Linked DNA regions of Homo sapiens: all the other regions are linked to region 1. The links are chromatin loops, found by intact Hi-C in ENCODE. Cell type or tissue: endothelial cell of umbilical vein. All regions are shown on one strand.

What was found. Hi-C counts contacts between places; a loop is a spot of excess contacts. Peaks named below come from ENCODE experiments on the same cell type or tissue, not always from the same donor. Only the 100,000 strongest peaks of a DNase experiment are listed, where the experiment ranks them.
Region 2: a loop joins it to region 1, with 9 times the contacts of the local background. A loop is called at or near these places in 61 of 110 quality-filtered maps.
Region 3: a loop joins it to region 1, with 8 times the contacts of the local background. A loop is called at or near these places in 5 of 110 quality-filtered maps.

The regions. Positions count from the first base shown.
Region 1 is chr10:16,823,754-16,831,753 of GRCh38, forward strand. CUBN (cubilin) reads right to left here. Exons shown (of 67, transcript NM_001081.4): 65 at 7,499-7,664; 66 at 5,052-5,287; 67 at 213-1,329. The coding sequence ends at 1,222. Among named protein-coding and RNA genes, the nearest start is that of RSU1, 10 kb to the left of the region's middle. In endothelial cell of umbilical vein, a CTCF peak has its summit at 4,579 (motif pointing right); DNase peaks (open chromatin) are centred at 4,598 and 5,148; H3K27ac peaks cover 1,668 bases.
Region 2 is chr10:17,254,099-17,262,098 of GRCh38, forward strand. No RefSeq gene overlaps it. Among named protein-coding and RNA genes, the nearest start is that of VIM-AS1, 28 kb to the left of the region's middle. In endothelial cell of umbilical vein, a CTCF peak has its summit at 3,806 (motif pointing left); a DNase peak (open chromatin) is centred at 3,763; H3K27ac peaks cover 388 bases.
Region 3 is chr10:17,020,883-17,028,882 of GRCh38, forward strand. The region is part of intron 27 of CUBN (cubilin); the gene reads right to left. Among named protein-coding and RNA genes, the nearest start is that of CUBN, 100 kb to the right of the region's middle. In endothelial cell of umbilical vein, no CTCF peak of the experiment used is centred here; DNase peaks (open chromatin) are centred at 2,729, 3,279, 4,859 and 6,139; H3K27ac peaks cover 5,881 bases.

The DNA of each region.
Region 1 (8,000 bases):
ATGAAGAAACTGAGCACAGAGAGATTGTGTAAGCACTTAACTAGTACAGTTAAAATTGAAACTCAGGCAGCTTGGCTCCAGAAATGAAGCTCTGGAAGATTCATATATATATTGAATTCTTTGCCAAAATGTAAAAATTAAACTTGAAAATTTATATATGTCCCATAGTGAAAGACAGAGTTTTAATAAGTCAAAAAATTAATGCAGCATAATTGTGTACAATTCAATAATGTTTATTATGTGTAATTGAACATTCACAGGAAATTTATGCTTCTATATTATCATTAACTTTTGTTGTTCTTGTTGTCATTTTTGAGATAGGGTCTCAGTCTGTCACCCAGGCTGGAGTACAGTGGTTAATTCACAGGGTTTCACTGCAGCCTTAACCTACTGGGCTCAAGTGATCCTCCTGCTTCAACCTCCTGTGTAGCTGGAACCACGGGTGCATGCCACCATGCCTGGCTAATTTTTTGATTTTTTGTAAAAATCAGGTCTCACTTTGTTGCCCAGGCTGGTCTCAAACTCCTAGGTTCAAGCAATCCTCCCATCATGGCCTCCCAGCGTGCTGGGATTATGGGTATGAGCCACTGCCCCTGGCTATTATTATTAACTTTTAAAAATGTATGTCACATATGCCATAATCATTTCCAACTCTTTCAAAGTTTTTTTAAATTTCAGCTCAAAATATTAGAATGAAATGCACACTCAAGACTAAAGAAGCTATATTCTATGTTCGAGAAAATGTACAAATATTGATTCTGGTTTTTTTTGTTTCTTTTTTTTTTGAGATGGAGTCTTGCCGTCTCGCCCAGGCTGGAGTGTAGTGGTGTGATCTTAGCTCACTGCAACCTCTGCCTCCTGGGTTCAAGCAATTCTCCTGCCTCAGCCTCTCGAGTGGCTGGAATTACAGGCACCCACCACCACGCCTGGCTAATTATTATATTGTTAGAGAGATGAGGTTTCACCATGCTGGCCAGGCTAGTCTCAAACTCCTGACCTCAGGTGATCAACCTGCCTCGGCCTCCCAAAGTGCTGAGAATACAGGGGGGTGAGCCACCACGCCTGGCCTACAAATATTGATTCTATCCATGGTTTGGTGAAAAACCATACAAGTTCAGCTTATTCTCTGTGGCATCAGCAGGGGTCATGTATCAGGATGGCAGAGTGCTGTCCAGCGTGCTGCAGAGGGAAAGTGCTGAGTGAACACGAGTTGTTACCCACTTAGCTGTCCCAAGTTAATCGGAATGCGGATGGACGCCGTGCATAATCAGCATGAAATTTTATGAAGACCTGATTTGAGGAAGCCACGAAGGGAGCTATGCTGGTGTCCTAAAATTGAAAAAAAAAGTATCCAATTATATATTTCACATATTTGAACGTTTTTCTAGGAATGTTAGCCTAGTAACAAAGTACCACATAAAGAAACTTTATAGAATTTATGGTGAACCTGCATATATTTCTTGAAGTAACCTTGCAAAGAATGAATGCAAATGCTTTACAAAGGAATATTTCTGGGCGTGGGGAGTTGAGGGAAAATGGGGAAGGACTGCAAATGGGTACTGGGTTTCTTTGGGGGGTAATGAAAGTGTCCCAAAATTGGCTGTGCTGATAATGGCCGCACAGCTCTGTGAACCTACGAAAAACCACTGAATTGTATACTTTAAGGAGATGAATTGGATGGTATTGAAATTGTATCTCAATAAAACTGTTATCAAAAAACTTGAACTTCTTATTCAAGTTCTTACTGCAAATTTAATTTTTCTGAAACAAACATATATAATTAAAATGATCCTATTAAGTAAAATATAGTATTTTCATCCTCAGTGTTTATAGTTTTTCCTCTTGAGATTTATTTTCATATACTTCTGTGGAACAGTGTGTGTGTGTGTGTGTGTGTGTGTGTGTGTGTGTGTGTGTGTGTTGGGGGGATACATGGGTCCCCGTTGTCTCTCACTTTCTATTCATTCATTTGGCAAATATTGATCAAGGCACTGCCACGCTGCAGGTATTAAGACATTAAAAAATGAGCAAAACAGGCAAAAAGCCCTGCTCTCATGATGCTTACATGACTGGCTTCTCCTGCCTCAGCCCTACCCCAAGTCATCAAAACACAGGCTTATTTCCAAGATACTCACTTACTCAAGTGAGTGTAGATTTTTTTTTCTGTAAGAGATACATCAAGGAATATACAATATTTTTATTCCTATACACATCTACTTTTTACTCCCATTTTAATCTGCTTCCAAATTTCAATAACTTCTTTTATTTTGACAAACTAGTATGTCAACAGACGGTCAACAGAAGTTTTAGAATCTCCTTTGATTCTCCTTGTTTGTCCCGTTATTCTCTCATTTGCTAGATCTTCATTTTCTGCAGCTGCAAGGGATATAGGATTTCCCTGTGAACAATGGTATTTACCGTAATATAAAATATCTCCAAATCAGGGTTTGTGTTTATATTAGCAAAATAAGGAGCTACCTCTGTATGTACACTGTATGTATTTAAATACTGTATGTATATAAATATTACAAGTTTAACAAACATATTTACATACATAAAAAGTTGAATTGTATACTTAAGGAGTATACATACAAAAGTATACAACTTTCATATGTATGTAATTATGCATGTAAATATGTATGTATGTAACATGTGAAAGTATGTATGTAAATATTAGTAAAATATTACAACTTACAAAAAGTTGTATGTAAATATTAGCAAAACAAGAGCTACCTCTGTACTTCATGTTTTATACTTATGTTTTACATTTTTTCATTTATGTTTAACATTGATAAAGTGTTAAAGAAATCAGTGGTACCTTTAAGAAAAAAAACAATTACACATGAAATTATATCCACATTTATAAAAAAATGTAAAACTGGGAAAATACCGTAAACACCAACAGTTAAAAAAATTGATGTTATCTCGCTATATACTTCAACTTAACGTGGCATTGGATTAAATGGCCGTCACTTCTCTCAGTGACTCGGTTTATACTTGTTCAGTATAAACCTGAACTCGGTTTATACAAGTCCAGGATATACTTGTTCTTTCCACCTTATGGGAGTGTCACTGTGGGGATCAAATGGGGTTGTATGTTTGCAAGCCACTGAAAACCATGCCCACAAAAAAACCCCTACCAATATAAAGTCATGGTATTGTTAAAATTGCCTCTTTTCCTCCCTTTTGAAATGTTTGTAAATTTCAATTCAATGTCTAAGAGCTGATTAGCTTCTAAATCTGATGTGTGGCACATTTACTGGGGTCTCTCTCTCTGTGGGCCTTCTGTGCATCCCCGTGATACAGTGTCTGCTGGTCCTGTGATTACCATTTCTCACCAAGTAATGTAACTATATGTATAAAGATATCACTACCAAAAAGTTTATTAAGTGTTGTCTGTAGTTGCAAAAAGTTCAAGAGACCTAAATGTCCACTTAGAGGGGCTTCATTAAATAAATTAGGCCACACTCGTGCAACGGAATACTCTCCAAAACTTAAATATGATGCAACAGTGTTTTTATTGATATGTTACTAATGATATATTGGTAAGTAGAAAAAACACACCATCAAACAGTAAAAAATATGCATGTAAAATATATGCAAATATATTCAAAGAAAGGTGTTAAGAATATATGAGAATGCCCAGGGTTTTAGAAAAATTAGCCTATTTTCTGATACTTCTGAAAACAGCATTTATCAATTTTATAAATAGTAAGTTATATTTTAAAAACCATCTAGATTTCCAGCTGATACAGTTCTCTGTCTAGTTTGATTACAAAGTCTAAGTGATTAAAGGGCAGAAAAATCAGAAACAGATACCCGCTTGCCAACAGCCAATTTTCCCTTACTTACTCTCTTGTTATTTTGAGATGGAGTCTGGCTCTGTCGCCCAGGCTGGAGTGGAGTGGCGCCATCTCGGCTCACTGCAACCTCCGCCTCCCTGGCTCAAGCAATTATTTTCCCTCAGCCTCCGGAGTACTTGGGATTACAGGCGTGTGCCACTATACCAGCTAATTTTTGTATTTTTAGTAGAGACGGGGTTTCCCCATGTTGGCCAGTCTAGTCTCAAACTTCTGAGCTCAAGTGATCCACCTGCCTGGGCCTCCCAAAGTGTTGGGATTGCAGGTGTGAGCCCTTACTCTCTTTAAGTATCTACTTGCACATCAAATGAGAGGATCGTAAGCACAGATGCCTGCAATATTGAATCAACGTCAGATTCTGATTTTTTTAGGGAAGATATCAGAGCTTTACAAAAACAAACTATCGGTCACCATTTCTTCAAATAATTTCTGCAATTTTCAGCAAGAAGTAGATAAAATAGAGCCACGTGTCCAAATTTTCTACAGTTCTATTTATGCAGAAATAAACATGGGTATTCAACCCTAGGCAGTGCACTGACGTCACAGAGGGAGCTTTTTTTTAAAAAAACAGCGTGCTGTGACTCCTCCCTGGGAAATCCCGATTCAGTGGGTTTCGGTGGGAACTGGAAGTCTAATGTAAGTAACTCCACAGGTGATTCTGACGCAGGGCTGATTTTTGTAACTCTTAATAGTAATTTAATGCAATGCCCACCAGATGGCACTCATGCTCCCATAATAGAAAGGCAAGTTGGAAAACTGCTCAATTTGTTAAAGGCTGTGCTTCTTCCTCTGCAGTGTGTCTGCCTTTGAAAGTCTACACTAGGCCGGGCCCAGTGGCTCACGCGTGTAATCCCAACACTTTCGGAGGCCCAAGCGGGTGGATCACCTGAGGTCAGGAGTTCGAGACCAGCCTGGTCAACATGGCAAAACCCTGTTTCTACTAAAAGTACAAAAATTAGCTGAGTGTGGTGGCAGGCACCTGTAATCCCAGCTACTCAGGAGGCTGAGGCAGGAGAATTGCTTGAACCCAGGAGGCGGAGGTTGCAGTGAGTTGAGATTGCGCGCACCACTGCACTCCAGCCTGGGTGACAAGAGCGAGATTCCATCTTAAAAAAAAAAAAAGTCTACACTAAGTGACTCATTATTGTCTAAAAATAACAAATGGGAATATAAAATGTTTGTTTTACTCACGCCTCCGCAGTATGGTCCAGAGGATGGAGAGCTGGCGTTGGGCCCATCATAGAGTGTGAGATAGTTCTGGACACAGTCTCCTGGATCGTCAATGCTGATGAAGTAGAAGTTGATGGTGACAAGCCTTCCAGCAGGAGCAACAAGGACCCACTCGCAGTACGTGTTGTTTGGGTATGTGCCTGGATAGCCGGGGCTGGTGAATGAGCCTCTGTCTCCATAAAGAGTTCCACCACATCCTGCAAGGAAAACAGGACAGGAAGTTTGATTCAACAGCATATAAGCCGTCCAGTCTGGCTTGTTAGGCAATAAGACTTTATTTTCTTAAGGTGCTGAGACTCTGCAAGAATAATGGAGGCAGAAATCCCTTTTCCTTTTCCTCTTCTTTGGGCTACACCCTTTCTCCTCTCTTCCCCTCTCTTCCCACTGCCACCTCCACCTCTTCCATCCTCCACACACGTGCCTTTGCCTGCATATCACAACCCAGGGATAACTTCCTCCAGGACTGTACTTTGAAAATTGGGGGTTGAGAGCAGAATGGAAAAAAAAAAAAAAAACAAACTTGATAAAGTAACTGTGGGAGAAAATCAAGTTGTTGTCTGTGTGCTTTCGATGGTGTAGAGATCTTTGCATGCCCAGAGTTGACGCCAGTGATGTGAGTGAAGTAAAATTAGAAGTAAAATTCAGCACTAAACCAAGAGGGAGTGCGTTATTGTAGGTGACGGCAGGAATGACTTCATTATAAAAGTGACTTTACCAGGCTAATAACTGACATACTTAAGGTCAAATACTTCAAGTTTTGGTGTTAATTTGTTCAATTTGTTAATCTGTATATGAAGGCTGTCATGATTTAGACTATATATCTGTGGAGATCCAGGTCATCTCTGGGACAGGAAGAAGCTGGCTGGCATAGTTACAGAGCACGTGGCTGGGCCTCTGACCACTGAGGTCTAATCTCACCTTCACCTCAGTCTAGTGGAGCATTTTGGGCAACTCATTAATCTTGGTGGGTTTTTTTGTTTGGTTGGTTTTTTTTTTGAGATGGAGTCTTGCTCTGTCGCCCAGGCTGGAGTGCAGTGGCACGATCTTGGCTCACTGCAAGCTCCACCTCCCGGGTTCATGGTGGGTTTTTTTTGTTTTGTTTTTTTTTTTGAGACGGAGTCTTGCTCCGTCACCCAGGCTGGAGTGCAGTGGCGTGATCTCGGCTCACTACAGCCTCCATCTCCCAAGTTCAAGTGATTCTCCAGTCTCAGCCTCCCGAGTAGCTGGGATTACAGGCATGTGCCACTACACCCAGTTAATTTTTGTATTTTTAGTGGAGATGGGGTTTCACCCTGTGGGCCACACTGGTCTGGAACTCCTGACCTCAGGTGATCCACCCACCTTGGTCTCCCAGGGATTATAGGTGTGAGCCACAGCACCTAGCTTAATCTTGGTGTTTTATTTGCTCGTTGATAAAATTTGAGCATTGGAGGTCACCTTTAAGCTTCCTTTGGGTGCCAAGATTCCATTACCCACGATTATCTTTATAGAACGCTTTTCTTAAGATATTTAAAGTGAGTTCTGTTTATCTTTCTTATTTTGAAGGTATTTTGGTATTTTGGGATATTTTATAAAGGTATTCCTCCTCTCTTGAATTAAATGTATTGACATGACTTAAATTTTCTTTAGTTGTTTGATAAACAGCCAGCCAAAAATGTGAGAAGATACTTACTACCCTAAAAAAAGCAATTTCTCTCCAGAACCGCCAAGAAATGTCAGGGCCTGCGAGAAGCACAACTACTCATATATATGCCAGAATGTGTTCATAAGTTGGATTTTTGGTAAAAATTTTTCTTTAAATTCTCAAAGAACTTCCTTGATGGTCAAGCCAAAAGTCAAAAAGTCTAACAAAATTTAATTTACCAAGGAATTTTTGAATCTTCCTACCTTACCTTATATATGTTTCATATATGAATATATATTCTTTTATAAACAGAAATAATGAATAAATGTAAAATTTAAAGTAATCTGGCCGGGCGCGGTGGCTCATGCCTGTAATCCCAGCACTTTGGGAGGTTGGATCACCTGAGTTCAGGAGTTTGAGACCAGCCTGGCCAATATGGGGAAACGCTCTGTCTACTAAAAATACAAAAATCGGCTGGGCATGGTGGCGCATGCCTGTAATCTCAGCTACTTGGGAAGCTGAGGTAGGAGAATCACTTGAACCTGGGAGGTGGAGGTTGCAGTGAGCTAAGATCACGCCACTACACTCCAGGCTGGATGACACAGCGAGATTCCATTTCAAAAAAAAAAAAGTAATCTGTACTTTCAATGTTAAAATCTCTATTCTTAACATAAACTAATCAGGTACACAGGTAGCTAAAAATATAAAGTTACTTTGCCTTTTACTATTAGACACCTCATGTTTTTCTCACAGTGCTTTCCTGTACAAAGTGCAAATGTCTTACCAGAGGGTGATGAAGTCCAGATGATTTCATATCCACGATCAGAAGTTACACTATCACTCTTAAATCGTAGGTATAGTTCATTATTTTGAGAGAAGACAGGGTTTGGCAGCAGAGTTCCACAGTACTTGCCCAGTAATGGTGAATTGCTGTTACTTCCATTTCTCACCTTTAGGAAGGAGTCATTCATTATTAAACTTACACTTTCTTCTCTAAGGTATATACATTAAAATGGAGACAATTTGAATGATGACATTGGTCGGAAAAGCTTTGTCTTTTTATACAGTTAAGAATGAAGCGTTTTCTGAAAATACATGCAGAAGTCACCTTCACTTGCAAAGGGGAAAAATGTTCCACGTGTAGATCAAAAAACATTTGCATTTGGATTCAGAAATACCTGTTAACCTACAGCAATTAAAACACCAGGCAGCTTTTTTATACCGTAGTTTGTGCTGTGATCCTGCAGCCTTTGCTTTTGGGGAAACATTCTGGAGAATGTAGGTAA
Region 2 (8,000 bases), 430 kb after region 1:
GCTTCTAGATCTGAAAATTGAGTAAAGTCTGAGAACTGAGCAAGGTATGAAAACTTTTTATTGGGTGATCACCATTAGTTTTCTGCTCCTCCATTCTTGCCTTTTTTCTTGTTGTAGAAATTAAGAAGGCCCCTTGCTGGTTGACTGTCTATTTTTCCCCTAAAGGAGTTAGGTTCTATTAACCATCTTCACAACTTTCTGTAGGCCAAGACTCTTTGGCTGCTCTTCCAAGCTTGCTGGTCACTATGGTCATCGTGACTCCCTGGCTTCTAATGGTTAAGTGACACCCCATCCTCCACCATCAGTCCAGGCCTGCAGACCTTATCTTACTAGCTGTTTTCTCTGATCACTCCTGGTTCCAACTGTGTCTGTTCAGGTCTTCTAAGAAGTAGAAGCCAAGACAGGATTATATGTACAAAAGATTTATTGGATGAAATGTCTGTGATATGGTTTGGCTGTGTCCCCACCCAAATCTCATCTTGAATTCCCATGTGTTGTGGGAGGGACCCAGTGGGAGATGATTGAATCATGGGGGCAGGTCTTTCCTGTACTGTTCTTGTGACAGTGAATAAGTCTCATGAGATCTAATGGTCTTAAAAATGAGAGTTTACCTGCACAAGCTCTCTTTTTGCCTGCTGCCATCCATGTAAGACATGACTTGCCCCTCCTTGCCTTCCACCATGATTGTGAAGCCAGCCACGTGGAACTGTAAGTACACTCGACCACTATCTTTTGTAAATTGCCCAGTCTTGGGTATGCCTTTATCAGCAGCATGCAAACAGACTAATACAGTCTGTGACAGATAAAAGAAGCTGGAGAAGAAGTAGGCAGGACAAGCCTTCAGATCACAGTGTAAGTTTTATATCTGTAAAAGGAGAGGAAAAAGGAAGAATTGATCTGGAAGAGTCTGAGCTTACAGAGCTTCTCTAAGAAAAGTCTTGGCTAGGACTATGGGGTGTCCTGAACAAAAGTTACCCATTAGAGGAATCTTTCAACAGGCAAATGGTCCTATGCCAGTGTACATGCCCGGCTACGTCATTGGGTGGGAACAGCCTAGTGGTATAATTGGTTCAGAAAGAATGCAGGGGTATGACAGCTTGAGACTGTCAATCAGCTGTATTCCATTTCTCAAAGGGAGCTCTGAACCTCCATAGTCATCTGTTTGGTCATCAGGGCCACACACTAATTATTATTAAAGAAGAATATTTCCGTAAATGCAGCAGAATCTGCAAAGATTCCTCTGAGCCTCCAATGAGGAGAAAATATTACATTTTGAGACAGAACAGTGTATGTGTTCATTCTCATTTTTCAGACTGTGCCTTGGCTCTCTCTGCATTTGAGAAAAGAAACTGATTACATATCCAGCCATCCTTTGATGGCCTCATCAGCTACACGAAGGCCCAATTAAAGTTTTAAAATTATTGTTTTCCTTTAATGTTATTAATATGGTTTGGCTCCGTGTCCCCAGCTAAATCTCATGTCAAATTGCAATCCTCATGTGTTGGAGGAGGGGCATGGTAGGTGGCCATTGAATCATGGGGGCGGACTTCCCCCTTGCTGTTCTTGTGGTAACAATGAGTTCTCAGAAGATCTGCTTGTTTAAAAGTGTGTAGCATTTCCCTCTTCATGCTCTGTCTCTCCTGCTGCTGCGTGAAGAAATATTTGCTTCCCCTTCCCCTTTCCACTCTGATTGTAAGTTTCCTGAGGCCTCCCCAGGCACCTTCCTGTACTTCCTGCAGAACTGTTAGTCAATTAAACCTCTTTTCTTTATAAATTTATACTAGGTAATTTATGTAATTACCCAGTCTCAGGTAGTGCTTCATAGCAATGTGAGAAGGGACTAACACAGTCATTTACTCAAAGTAACTTTCCTTGATCTTCTTCTTTACTTTGTTTCCTTATCCTACCTTACTTTTCTTCTACACACTCATTACTATCTATGTTATTCCGTATTTATGTGTTTGTTTACTTTATAATTTTCTGTGTCCTCCATTAGAATGTAAGTTTCATGCCAGTAGAAGCCTCTTCTGTCTTGTTCACTGGAGTATCTTCGGTGTTCAGTTCATACTGCCTGGCACAGAGTATGTGCATAACTTGTGATTATTTTGAAAGAGTAGATAAAATCTGTGGTAGGCCAGCCTCCCCCATACATACCTAAAACCAGTCCTCAGAGTGGAGGATGGGGATAGAGAACTAATAACATTATAGACACTTCACAATCATCCTACAAATAAAGCATTATCACCCCCATTTTGCAGATAAGGAAACTGTGGTTTATAGAAGTTAAGTAATATTGACAAGGTCATTTGGCTAGTAAATTACAAAGCTGGGCTCTGAATGCAGTTACACACTATATGTCCTCAACCACTATAGAGTATTAATAGCAAAAAAAAAAAAAAACTCTCTAGCTTGTAAATAGATGAGGTTCTGGGAAACACTGGACTAGTTCAATTTCCAAACTTCTTGAAAGTAATGACTCTCACCATCAAGCTACATAATCGCTAAATTATAAAACCGGCAGTGTGAAAAATCCTAAAGCACTTCTGAATTGTCCACCTAACAACTGATTACATCCTCTTCTGCAAAGGGAAATAAAACTGTTTGCTAATCAGGCCTCAGAAAGGCTTAAGTGTTCCACACCGAATATCAGAAATCGGGAAAATCATTAAGTCATTACCTCGTGCCAAATTGAATGCTACAGTGTACTTTTCTGGTATTTTAACCTGTCTAGCATCTAATGACTCAGAAAGCATTTCTCTTATTTAATCCCTCTCAGCGTTTTTTTTTTCCTTACTGAGAAGCTACTATTAACCTCTCTTGTAAAGAAAGTGAGTCTCTTCAGATATCTGTCAAATAATTTTATGTGGTTAACCTAAAGCACAGCTTTTTCTAAAAAAAAAATAGAAGGATCGTTCTGGAAAGGAGACAAGAAAAAGCAGTCCAGTGGGAAGAACATAATTGTCTTAGCATACCCGTTGCTGGCAGATGCATGAAAAAGCCACACAAATGAGACACCAGCATCTAAAATCAAATGCCTGTCAGCTTAAATTGTAGTCTTTGGTAAACCTGATCAATTATTCAGCCTTCTTACACATTTAATAAAGCTCCAGAACAGAGCCCAGAAAATAGTTGCATATAAAATATTCTTTGAGAAATAAATTACGCTTTAGTAGAAAGCTACAGTCTTTACCTAAGCTAACTCGGATGATACTCCAAGTGAGCTATCCTTCCTGCTTACTTCTGCCTTTTTTTCTTCAAAGGGCAATCCTTTTTGAATTGGCATTTAGCATGGTAGTATTAGGTTGGGGGAAAAAATCGTGTTTTTTTGCCATTAAAAGTAATAGCAATAACTTTCGCCCCAACGTAATAGTTGCTTCATTCCTGGAGAGTGGGATCTGCTTGGTTTACCAGCCAGAGGGCTTGACAAAATCTGACTTTAGTGTCTTCGAATGTCCTTTTCTAACATCTGCACAGAAATATCTTCATGGGAGAAAATCATCTTTTTCATTAAAAAATGTCAGTGTGGGAGTATGGGGAGAGGAAATAGGGAGAGAAAGAGAAGGAAAGAGGCGCACACATACAGAGACAGAGAGAGACAGGGAGAGAGAGAGGGCAAGAGAGTACTGCCTTGGGGTCACTAACACCCTTGAAGATATCTCAGAAGATTGTTCCAACCAAGTAAAAATGTAGACAAAAAGTCGCCGCTCCTTCTTCAGACACAACGGATCTTGTGAAGAGCCTGGTAGGGCAAAAACTTGAGAGGCCATTGTGGTGTCCAAAGAAATACTGACATCTACTGGTGGGTTCGGAAGTCACAGGACTTTTCCAAGGGCCACATTTAGTTGCACGGAATTGAAAGTATTAAAATCCAGTGGATACAATTAGGCATTCCTGAGGATCCCTTCTAAATAAATTTTTAAAATTAACTTATGACCATCAAGAGCATTTCTGAATTGTCTGTTCTTTAATCCACCAGATAGATAATCATTGACTTAGTCTCTGTACCTGAAATATTTCACACAGTCCAGGGAAGAGTAAAATGAACAAAATTCCTTTCTCTTTATGACCCCAGGACCTACCTCATCAAAAACGGTGCTTTGAAAAACAGCAAGAAGAATGGGAAGCAATATTGCTCAGTCAGAAGATAAACCTGTGTTCACATCCAGGAACTTTCATTTATTGGCTGTGTAATTTCTACCAAGTTACTTTGTCTCCCAAATCTCATTCTTTCTCAGCTGGAAATGAGAATTGAGGATACCTGCCCTGAATGACTCTGTCAGTAATTAGAGACCACGAACTCAAAGTGCCTGTGGTTCACATTACACACTGAGTAATTGCCGGGCGCGGTGGCTCACACCTGTAATCCTAGCACTTTGGGAGGCCGAGGCGGGTGGATCACCTGAGGTCAGGTAGTCGAGACAAGCCTGACCAACATGGTGAAACCCCATCTCTACTAAAAATACAAAAATTAGCTGGGTGTGGTGGCATGCACCTGTAGCCCCAGCTACTCAGGAGGCTGGGGCAGGAGAATTGCTTGAACCTGGGAAGTGGAGGTTGCAGTGAGCTGAGATGGCACTACTGCACTCCAGTCTGGGCGACAAAGCAACGCTCCATCTCAAAAAAAAAACAAAAACAAACAAATAAAAGAAACAAAAAAACTCAGTAATGGGATTGTTGTTACATTTAAAGGATAGAAACATCCTGGGACCACTTGCTTCTTGATTGACCAAGCTGTGATTTAGGAGAGTACTTCTCAAACTTTAATTTGCACTCGACTCACTAGGGAATCTTGTTAAAATGAAGGTTCTGTTTCAGCTGCCAAGGGCGGGGCCTGAGATACTGCATCTCCAGCAAGCTCCCAAGAGATATTGATATGCTGGCCTGGGACAGCACTGAGTAGCAAGAATCTGTGGGGTCCAATCCCCACTAGAGGTCAAGAGCATTGAGGTGGCCCCTGTCAATTGGCTTCCTATGTGAGGGGAAATAGCTCTCAAAATTTCAGTTGTTTCAAAGTATAAACAAAGTGTACATAAGAAAATTGCCAGGAAAGATGGGTTTGCCTAATGTAGAAACACTAAAAATTGGCCGGGTACAGTGGCTCACACCTGTAATCCCAGCACTTTGGGAAGCCAAGGTGGGTGGATCACCTGAGGTCAGGAGTTCAAGACCATCCTGGCCAACATGGCGAAACCCCATCTCTATTAAAAATACAAAAAAACATTAGCTAGGCATGGTGGCACGTGCCTGTAGTCCCAGCTACTCGGGAAGCTGAGGCAGGAGAATCGCTTCAACCCGGGAGGTGGAAGTTGCACTTAGCCGAGATTGCACCACGGCACTCCAGCCTGGGCAACAGAGCAAGAGACTCTCTCTCCAAATAAATAAATAAATAAATACTAAAAATTTACTTCACACCCATTCCCAATATACAGATTCTACTTATCATGATAGAGAAGAGGTGTTTGGGTTCTGAATCAGAAATGCCCCCATAGGTTAGACATGGTAGGTCACACCTGCAATCCTAGCACTTTGGGGGGCTGAAGTGGGAAGATTACTCGAGCCCTGGAGTTTGAGACCAGGCTAGTCAATGTAGCGAGATCCTATCTCTACAAAAATTTTAAAATTAGCCAGGTGTGGTGGTGCATGCCTGTAGTCCCAGCTACTCAGGAGGCTGAGGTGGGAGGATCGCCTGAGCCCAGAAGTTCATGGTTGCTCCAGCTAGGGTGACAGAATGAAATCCCAGTAGTTAATTTATTCTGTTTCAGCTTTAGGCTTTCTGTAGAATCTGGCAATGGCAAGCAATTAAGCTAAGGGGATCTGGAGTCACAGGTGAATTTGCATCCTGACTCGGTAACTTGCCATCTGCCAGGTCATAGACAACTTCCTTAACTTTTCTAGGCCTCAGATTTCTCAGAGTATATTGTGAATATTGTGAACAATTCAATGAGATAATACAGATAACACATTAGCACATATACTGCTCAATAAATGATTGTATTATAATTATTTTTAGACAAAATAATGCAGCTGTTATTTCTCCCCAGCACACTTTTTTTTGAGAATAGAGTCTCTCTGTGTTCCCAAGACTGATCTTGAACTCCTGGGCTCAAGCGATCAGTCTCCAAATTAGCTGGTACTACAGGCAAGAGTCATCCCTTAATTTTTAAGTATAGCACTATGGCTTTGGGGAAGAGTGTGGTAGAGAAAGCAGTGGAACAGCACAGAATGCTGTTTTGCAGGAAGTAAGATGCAGGTTTAAATCCTAGTTCCACCACCAGAATGGTGGAGGACTTTGGGCTGGGTTATATAGTGTCTCTGGGCTTCAGGGTTCATCTGCACAATAGAGAGATGACAATGTAGGCGGTGTGAGGATTAGAAAACTCTGTCAAGTCCTGCTATGCAATCAGCCCTCAAAATTAGTTGCTATTAACAACAGTGGGTTTTTTGGTTTATGTTTTTGTTTTTGTTTTGAGACGGAGTTTTGCTCTTCTTGCCCAGGTTGTAAGTGCAGTAGCACAATCTCAGCTCACTGTAACCTCTGCCTCCTGAGTTCAAGTTCTCCTGCCTCAGCCTCCCGAGTAGCTGGGATTACAGGCACCCACTACTGTGCCTGGCTAGTTTTTAGTATTTTTAGTAGAAACAGGGTTTCACCATGTTGGCCAGGCTGGTCTTGAACTCCTAACCTCAGGTTATCTACAAGATCCGAAGTGCTGAGATTACAGGCATAAGCCACCGTGGGATATTACATAATACAGTGGGATATTAATATTGATATAGTGTTTTCTGACTTAGGTTCGGTAGCTCCTTAGACTCCCCTGACTCCTCTACCTAGATTCCTGCTTTTTTTTTTTTTCACCCAGGCTGCAGTGCAGTGGAGTGATCTTAGCTCACTGCCACCTCCACCTCTAGGTTCAAGCGATTCTCCTGGTTCAGCCTCCTGAGGAGCTGAGGGAGGCTGAGGGATTGCAGGCGTGTGCCACCACGCCCGGCTAATTTTTGTATTTTTTAGTAGGGACAGGGTTTCACCAAATTGGCCAGGTTCATCTCAAACTCCCGATCTCAACTGATCTGCCTGCCTTAGTCTCCCAAAGTGCTGGGATTATGGGCTTGAGCCATCATGCCCAGCCCAAAGTCATGTTTTAATTATTGTAATTAGTTAAATGATATTTTAAAGTATTTTTACACACGGATAATTTTTTACGGTATACAAATGTTTTCCTTACATATTAGCATCATCATTTTGTAAAACAATGGTGTAAGGTAGGAAGGGTGAGTGTGTTTTTATTTATTTATGTATTTTACAAGCAAAGCAACAGGAACTCAGAGAAATTAAGCAACTTTTTTAAGACCATGGAGTTCGCAGTGAAAGATATTCTCCCTCCCACAGAACTTATGGTAGAGCCTCATGGAGCAGAAAGTAGTATTTAATTGGGCTGGTGAAAATGCCCTGTGTTTTTACCACTATTGGGTGATTGAGACTTGAGCATGATTGACGGAAAAAGTCACTGTATATCGGCTCAGAAGAAATGAGTTCAAGGCCCAGCACTGTTACTTTTCACCGGTGATGTTGAGCAAAACCATGGTTATCTCAGATTCTTGCTTTACCTGTAGAAGGAGGACTTTGAACTAGATCATAGCCAATAGTCTTCTTTGCTTTTAAACTGGTGGTAGGGATGGTGGGGTTAAAAGAAAAACTGTAGCCAAGTTAAATTTAAAATAATTTAATTGAGCAAAGAACAACTCATGACTCAGACAGCATCCTGAGCCAGAGTGAGCTCAGATACTCCAGGACAGCCATGTGGTGGAAGAGGATTTATGGACAGAAAAAGGAAAATGACATACAGAAAATGGAAGTGAGGGACAGAAACAGCCAGATTGGTTGTTGCTTGGCATTTGCCTTATCTGAACATGGTTTGAACAGTTGGCCAATGTGATTGGCAAAACTTGGTGACTGGCGCAAGAGTAGGCTACAGTCTGTTTACAATTCCATTTAGGTTATGGTT
Region 3 (8,000 bases), 200 kb after region 1:
AGAAAGGGAATAACAAACAGTATAATCATATGGCTCTTTATAAAATATTATTAAATTTCTTACCAGAAAGTTTATACCAACCTATCCTCCCACAAGCAGTTAACAGAGGTGTTTCTTTCAGTGGAGCTTTGTCAATTATGATGACGATCATGTTTTAAACTAGTACTGACAGTGAAAAACTGCCTTTTTGTAATTGTCTTAACTTGTGTTATTTTAATTACTTTGACATTGAAGGATTTTTTTTTTCATGTTTAGGGGCATTTAGATTTCTTCTCTTGTAAATTGTTTACTGATGTCTTCGTCCATTTTTCCATTGAGGTATTTATACATCTTCAAGGAGAAATGGAGGGTGCAAGGTTGTGTCCCCTTAACCTACCTCATTTAATGATTTTATCAGCTGTATATCTCCAAACTGAAAAATAAAAATTAAAAAACACAAAAATCTCTCTACTATATCTCTTCACTTGAGAAAGATAATGGCAATCCAACAAGACTGGCTTCCTCAGGACTAAGGCCATTACATTTTCACCTAATCGCCTTCATGTTCCCTTTAAACACTTTGTTCCAGTTACCCTTGGGATAAGCTGCCCATGACAACGAAACATAAAATACCTGGTAATGGACTCATGGATTTCCTCGAGGATGCCCTTGGAGAGTACATCTACTTAAGAGTATGTGTGAGTGTCTGTGTGTTTGCACGTGTCCGTGCATAAATGTATAATCTGGATTCAATGAATTCCAGACTGATCAAATTATTTTCATTGAAAAAAAATGTTATGACATGAAATATTGTTTGAAACATATTGATTTGAGTGTGGAGAACTTTACCACCAAATGTTACAAAGCACCTCCATGGAGCCGCCCCTAATCCCTGCAGTCAGGCATAAATTAGTCTGCCTTTGAAAGCCCTTGCTTTTCATCTGTGCTTCTTTTGTGGAAATGATCACATCCCCAGGCATTCTTGTTATGGGCTTGTGTGTCTTACCTCCCCTACTGATTGTGAGTCGCCTTAAAGCACAGACCACCTCTGGCCTTCCCCTCACTGCCCAGAGCAGGGCTTTGATAAAGGCAGGTTCCCCATGCATCTCCAATGAATGAACGCAGTGATTTCCCCCGCCAGCTGTATTTATTTTACTTAGGACCCAATCTGCACGATTATTTGCACTCTGTACAGTTAGATAGGTAGTAGTGCCATACAATCCTCAATTTCAACAGGCTCCTCTTAGACCATAAAGGATTTGGACCCTTTGTGCCACTCCGTAGAAGGGAGAACCAGGTGAGGGCCTTGTTTAAGGTTATGATAAATCGCAGATTTTTAAACCTTGGCCTGTCTCGCTGAGTTCTCAAATCGGCTGCTCATCATAAGTGCTTGTGAGATTTCAGGGAAGGTCAGCAGATATTTTTAAAAAGACAAGCTCAGAAGCCTATTATGTCATTCACCCCAAAGCACTAAACCTAAGCATTTTAAGCAAATGAATAAAGATGAGTTTTATTTTTCAGGCTTACTGCTGTAGCTTCCTTTTTTTCTGTTTTTCGTACTGCTGCTTTGAATGTGTATATTTATTATCAAGTTTCTAATATTCTACACATTTATCAGAAGCCTCCCCTATAATGAATAGGGGAGAATAAGAGAAGAATAAAGCAACAGAAAATGAAGAGGGAAACGAAACGGAACAGAAGCTTTTCACCTTAGCGTTCAGTCCCACCCTCTCCTGCAGGCGGAGAAACCGGAGGGCGAGAGGCCAACCTTGCAGCCTGTGCTTCTAAATCCCTGCTTCCCTGCAGGAGATTCATCTCAGCTTTAGAGTTTTTCTTAATTCTAGGGCATGAAGTACAGTTCTAAACTAATTAGCACAGAAACAAACATACTGCTCCCAAGTAGTGGAGTAATTAGCAAGCAAATGCTCTACCATCTTTCACTCCCCAAATCTTAACCTTTGGATTGTAATTTAGTGACCAAAGCATAAATTATTTCATTTCTGTCAGGCCTCTGAGCCCAGGCTAAGTCATCATAACCCTTATCCAACAAAACATAGGTAAGATTTCTCCATAACTATAATCACCCTAAGCTCGATGTGTCTTACGGAATACTAGGTCGCAGCATGTTGCGGAATTATATTTCAATCCTGCACAAGGTCATGAACAGCATAGCATTTTTGCCTGTCAGCTCTGCAAGATTAAGAAATGTGGCATTTTCACGTGACTTAAAGAGATTTCTTTTTTTTCCTTCCTTCTGGATGGGATTACGCATTGAAGGAGACCCCTGGATCTCAGCTGTTCAGTGGTCTTTAATAACACATTGTAAAAGTACTGGGTGGGGGTGGAGGGGCTAGGCAGTAGGTTTGGGGGGCAACACTGATGAATGACAATTAGTTTCTTTTTGCCTTTGGGGGGAGAAAATTATGCATTAAAATAAGCATCAAATAGACATTTATGAAAATGCTTAAATATAATGTCCAATCTAGTAATAAATGTGTAGAACAATGTCTCGAAAAGGAAAAAAAAAAAAACTCATACCTCGTTTTTTAAAGTTTGCCGTTAATAAAATCAGGTTTTTTGTTTATATTCACACAGATGGGTAACGTCACCTCTACAATTCATTCCCGCGCAAATTGACCACCCAAAACCACACAAAAAGGAACAGTCATTTTTCAAAGTATACAAATACAGGTTACCATGGAAAGCCGTCTCACTGATTCTGATTCTGTTTTCAGAGCAGAATGTTAACCACAGGACGTTCCAGCTGTGACTCATTGCAACTACTGACAAGCAAGCTGGAGTGGCCCTGCTTTTAGAGAGCCTGAAGATCTACTCAGAGTGAACAATACTTGAAGTTCTAATTGAGTTACAGAAAGGAAACTAGTAAAAACTAAGAAAGATTGCGATTCTCACCTTGAATATGCAGATCTAATTTCTATAACTGTGTTTAGGGGTATTTTTCTAAATTACTAAAATAATGCTTACATTTTCAAATTGGCCATTAAATATATCTTCAGATGCGGAGATGTGTATATTACAAAACCTTCCTCTGTGAAATCTTTTGTTATTCTCTTAAAGAGATTATTCATTTAGGATTTTCGTGGCTTAGGTCCCCCCACCCCCACCCTACCCCCAAATATCTCAACTCCTCTTGACACACTCAGAGAGGAAGGAAATCTCTTGCCTTAGCCATACTTACCAGTTTCTACTTCCTTTGTGCGGGTTTGATAATTTGGCACATACTTTACAATACCATTAGTGAATTCAGACTCCAGTTGCAATAGGAAGTGATCCGTGGACTTCTAAATAGGAAGGACCCATAACAAAGGGGAGGATATAACACTAAAGACACCACGTGTGGTCAATCACTGATAGAGATCCAATTTTTTTGTAAGATTGAGGGTACTTAGGAGTCACTGAAAGTCAAGTTCTAAGTGAGCAGAGACCCAGACACCCCACCTGTCCCCTCAGTAGAAATCAACTTTATGAACTGCAGGATCTCCAAGAACAAAAATATGTCTTTCAAGTGCCTTGCTTGCTAAATTGTTTCATGGCTAAAAATTTAAAACTGTAATAAATTAAAATTACAAGTAATTATCTTATATATATGAGCTTGGGATGTAGAGATTAACTTTTTTTCTTAACTATTTTTTTGTTTGTTTGAGACAGGATCTTGCTCTGTTGCACAGGCTGGAGTGCAGTGGTGCAATAAGGTTAACTGTAGCCTCACCCTCCCAGGCTCAAGCAATCCTCCTGCCTAAGCCTCCTGATGGCTGAAACTACAGGCATGCAGTACCATGCCCAGCTACTTTTTTTGTATTTTTTGTAGAGACAGAGTTTCGCCATGTTGCCCAGGCTGGTCTCGAACTCCTGGGCTCAAGCAATCTGCCCACCTCGGCTTCCCAAAGAGCTGAGATTACAAGTGCGAGCCACCATGCCCAGCCCCAAACTCATTTTAGAATCACAGTGAGTGACAATTAAAACTCAGCCCTTTCTGTTTTAGATTGACATCTAATTCATACTGTTTGTAAATGTTGTTTCTTTTATTTCCTGGAAGGTCTTCTGGAAGAAAATTCTTTTTTATAGGAGATCAATTTTAAGAATTAATTAAATATAGTTCATGTAGAAAAAGCAACTCAAGAGTTTCTTTAGGATGATATCATTAAAACATGGAGAAACTTCTGGAGAATAATTTGGTCCATTTCCAATTATAAATCTTTGCAAATTCCATAAAACCTCTATTCTTTAGAGCTTAATATGTAATTGAAATAATTCATCTGCTGTGAGGAGAAATTTTGGGTGTAGTAGAGAATCCCCTATTCTTTCTATAGAATAAAAATTCTACTCAATGAAAAGATGATCGTTCAATTTTTGAGAACTATACTCAATCAGTTTATAGAGTGGCATTTTGAAGTGAGTGTCACTAATAGAAGATTATATTTCAATCACAAGCAGGAAAGCAATTTTATTGTAGAATGTACTTGACTAATGTCAATGTGGCCAGAGCCAGGCTCTGTGTTCATAGCCCAGCTCTAAAATTTAGAGAACACAATTTTGTGAAAATTATTGAACTTCTTCAAGCTAAAATGTCTTTATCTATAAATCTGGCACCATAATGGTACTTATCTCATAATATTGTTGCCAACAGCAAATGAGATAAACCACGTAAAAGGTTTGCTATGAGGCCTGGCATGTGGAATGTGCTCAAATTGTTACTCTAACTCTTTGTCAGAGGCAAAGGGAATCAACATTTTTTTCCAGAGAAACCACCCAAAATAGCTATGAGAAAAGAAAGATGTTGGGGATTAGAGAACAGGAGCTGACTCACATAAAAGAGTTCACAGAAATCGTCACTGGTAGGGCAGATGGGGAAGTGATGAATTCAGTGAGGAGGTGGAGGCCAATCCTCGCAGTGTGTTGCTATGACAACTTGGGCATTGTGGAGACTGAGGCATCCCGGACAGCCATGCAGAAACCAAGGCGAATCATCCTGTGTGGGGTGGAGATAAGCATGCTGTGTGTGTGGAAGGGATTGCGGGAGGACAGATCATGCAGGGGACAGCAGCAAAGAGAGTTAGGAAACCAGAGGCTGTTAAGGCTGCCACGGTGAGGTGGATAGAGTCCACTGGCAAGCAAAGTGGCTCTCATGCTAAAAGTGAGCAGCATCTCTTCCTGTTGCAGCCTCCCTTCCCCTTTGGGTCCTACCCAGCCCTGTAGTTCCTGCTGCTGAATCACTGGAGATCCAGAAGGATGGGACCTAGGGAATTCTCAGGGCATCTGCTCAGATGTTCCCCACCCCAAACAACCACCACAGCAGGATCTGTGGAGAGGCCTCATTAGGGTGATTGTTAAAAATGTTGTTGCTGAGGTTTGCACTCACATCTCCTGGAAAAACTTGGAACTTTATCCAAGTTCAGGTTACTTTAAATTTGAAGGGCTTTGAAATGTTCCTGTAACAACAGTAGAAATTGCAAAGCAAGAATCACAGAGGCTGGTTGTGGTGGCTCACGCCTGTAATCCCAGCCCTTAGGGAAGCCGAAGCGGGTGATCACTTGAGGCCAGGAGTTCAAGACCAGCCTGGGCAACATGGCAAAACCCTGTCTCTACTAAAAATATAAAAAATTAGCCGGGTGTGGTGGCGTACGCCTGTAGTCCCAGCTACTTGGAAGACTGAGGCAGGAGAATCACTTGAACCCCAGGAGGTGGAGCTTGCAGTGAGCCGAGATCGCACCACTGCACTCCAGCCTGGGAAACAGAGCAAGATTCTCTCAAAAAAAAAAATAAATAAATAAATAATAAGAATCACAGAGGAGATACAGCGCTTCCATTGTGGATAAGCAAAGCCCAAGGGGGCAAATGCAAAATCAAATCATGGTGGATAAATGAGGCAAATGTAGAGGAAGGCTGATAAGCAGAGCATGGTTGATCCCAGCCGACTCCAAGATGGCCCTTGGGAGGCTAAGTCCCCTCCATAAGGCACATGGCCACTCATAGCATGCTCCCTGACATAGGCACAGAAAAAGCCGCCTTGCCATGTGCTGACAGGGTGGGGCAGGAAATATGAAATATCATCTAAAAGTAACAATTACTCATAATGTTGGGCTTTGCATGAGAGCAAAAAACCCATCGAAATACCACATTTTGAGTTACTTGGTGTCACCCTGAGTTACAGGTCTGTCTCATATAAAAACCAGCGTTTCCTTTCTATGTGGTGGCTAGTTGCTGTCTGCTCTTACTAGAATTTACATTTTTATTCTGCTTTCTATATATTACTCCTATTAGAAGCCACAATTTGAGTCTTTTTATTTTTTAAATCATTGTCCAATCATGGGTGTGGGAAAACATTTAACTACAAAGATACTTATCTCAGAACTGTTTCTAATGGTGAAGATTTGAAAAGATTCTAAGTGTTTCACAACAGGAATTGGTGGCTGTATTGTGATGATGGGATGAGCAATGTTGAAAATGACATAATAAATAACATGGGGAAATAGTCACAAGCTATTGTTAGGTGAAAAAAGTCATTATGGGTTAGTATGTACTGAATAATCTCCTTCGAATATTAAAATAAAATAAATATACAAGGAGCGATGACAGGAAATCAATACCACCAAATATTAGTAATAATGATATACTTTAGGATTTTTTAATCTAGCTTTTTCTACATTTTCCCAATTTCCTATAATGACTATAAATTCCTTTGTGATCTGATAAATTTATTTTTAAAGCAATATCTTTGGGGACCTATTGACATGGCAGTAGAGATATGCATTAGTAATGCTTCTCCAATCTCAGAATTTCATACCCTTTTAGACTGTCAAATAAACACCTGGCCTACTAAAAATATTAAATTGTCTATCTCCATAATCTTTTCTTAAGTATCTCAAGGTTATATGTAAAAATTAATCCACTGAAATGTTACCATGTAAGGTAATCTGCTCCAGCATTAATTTAAAATCATATTTTGCCTATAATGCTTCCTTTTATCATAACTAGATTTTTATTATTAATTAGGCTAATTATTTACAAAAAATTATTTCTTTATTCCCATGATGTGACTATCACACATTGCACGCCTGTATCAAAACACACCATGTACCCCATAATATATACACCTATTAATTACCCACAAAAATTAAAAATTTTAAAAATAATAATGTCTTCAGATGTTCAGGGACTGACGGTTTCATGTAAACATATGTTTCGATAGTCACTGATGGAGCAAGGGCTCCTAAATCCCTCCCTAGTGGTAAGTGAAATGCTTTGAAAGCTAAGCATACTCTCCTGTGTATACATGAAAATTTAATTCCATAAACCTCAGCCTTCCCTCTGCCAATTATCCTGCTACAGTAAAACACTAAACATTTATTATTATTATTATTATTATTATTATTATTATTATGCCTCTTAAAATTCTCACCACCTGCTGCAGATGGTCTCAGGAACAGAGAAGAACCTGGTTCATAGAACAACGTGAAATCATAGACCTTTGAGCTGGAAGAAGCCAGAGGACTGCCATCCGGGCTCTCCCTGAAGACAGTGAGATCAGGAAAAGAAAGTCTATTAAATAAAGAGCCTGCCGGGTGCGATGGTTCACGCCTGTAATCCCAGCACTTTGGGAGGCCGAAGTGGGTGGATCACGTGAGGCCAGGAGCCCGAGACCACACTGGCCATCAAGGCGAAACCCTGTCTCTACTAAAAATACAAAAATTCGCCAGGCGTGGTGGTGGGCGCATGTAATCCCAGCTACTCAGGAGGCTGAGGGAGGAGAATGACTTGAATCTGGGAGGCGGAGGTTGCAGTGAACTGAGAATGCAACACTGCACTCAAGCCTGGGCAACAGAGTGAGACTCTGTCTCAAAAAAAAAAAGAAAGAAAGAAAGAAAAAATAATAAATAAATAAATAAAGAGCCAATGTAGGAACTGCAGGGTAAAGACGTGTTTAAACAAAATTCTGTAATGTTGCAATTGGAAATCTTTCCCATTTTAAAAAGTAGAAAGTCAATATAGTTAACTGAAAC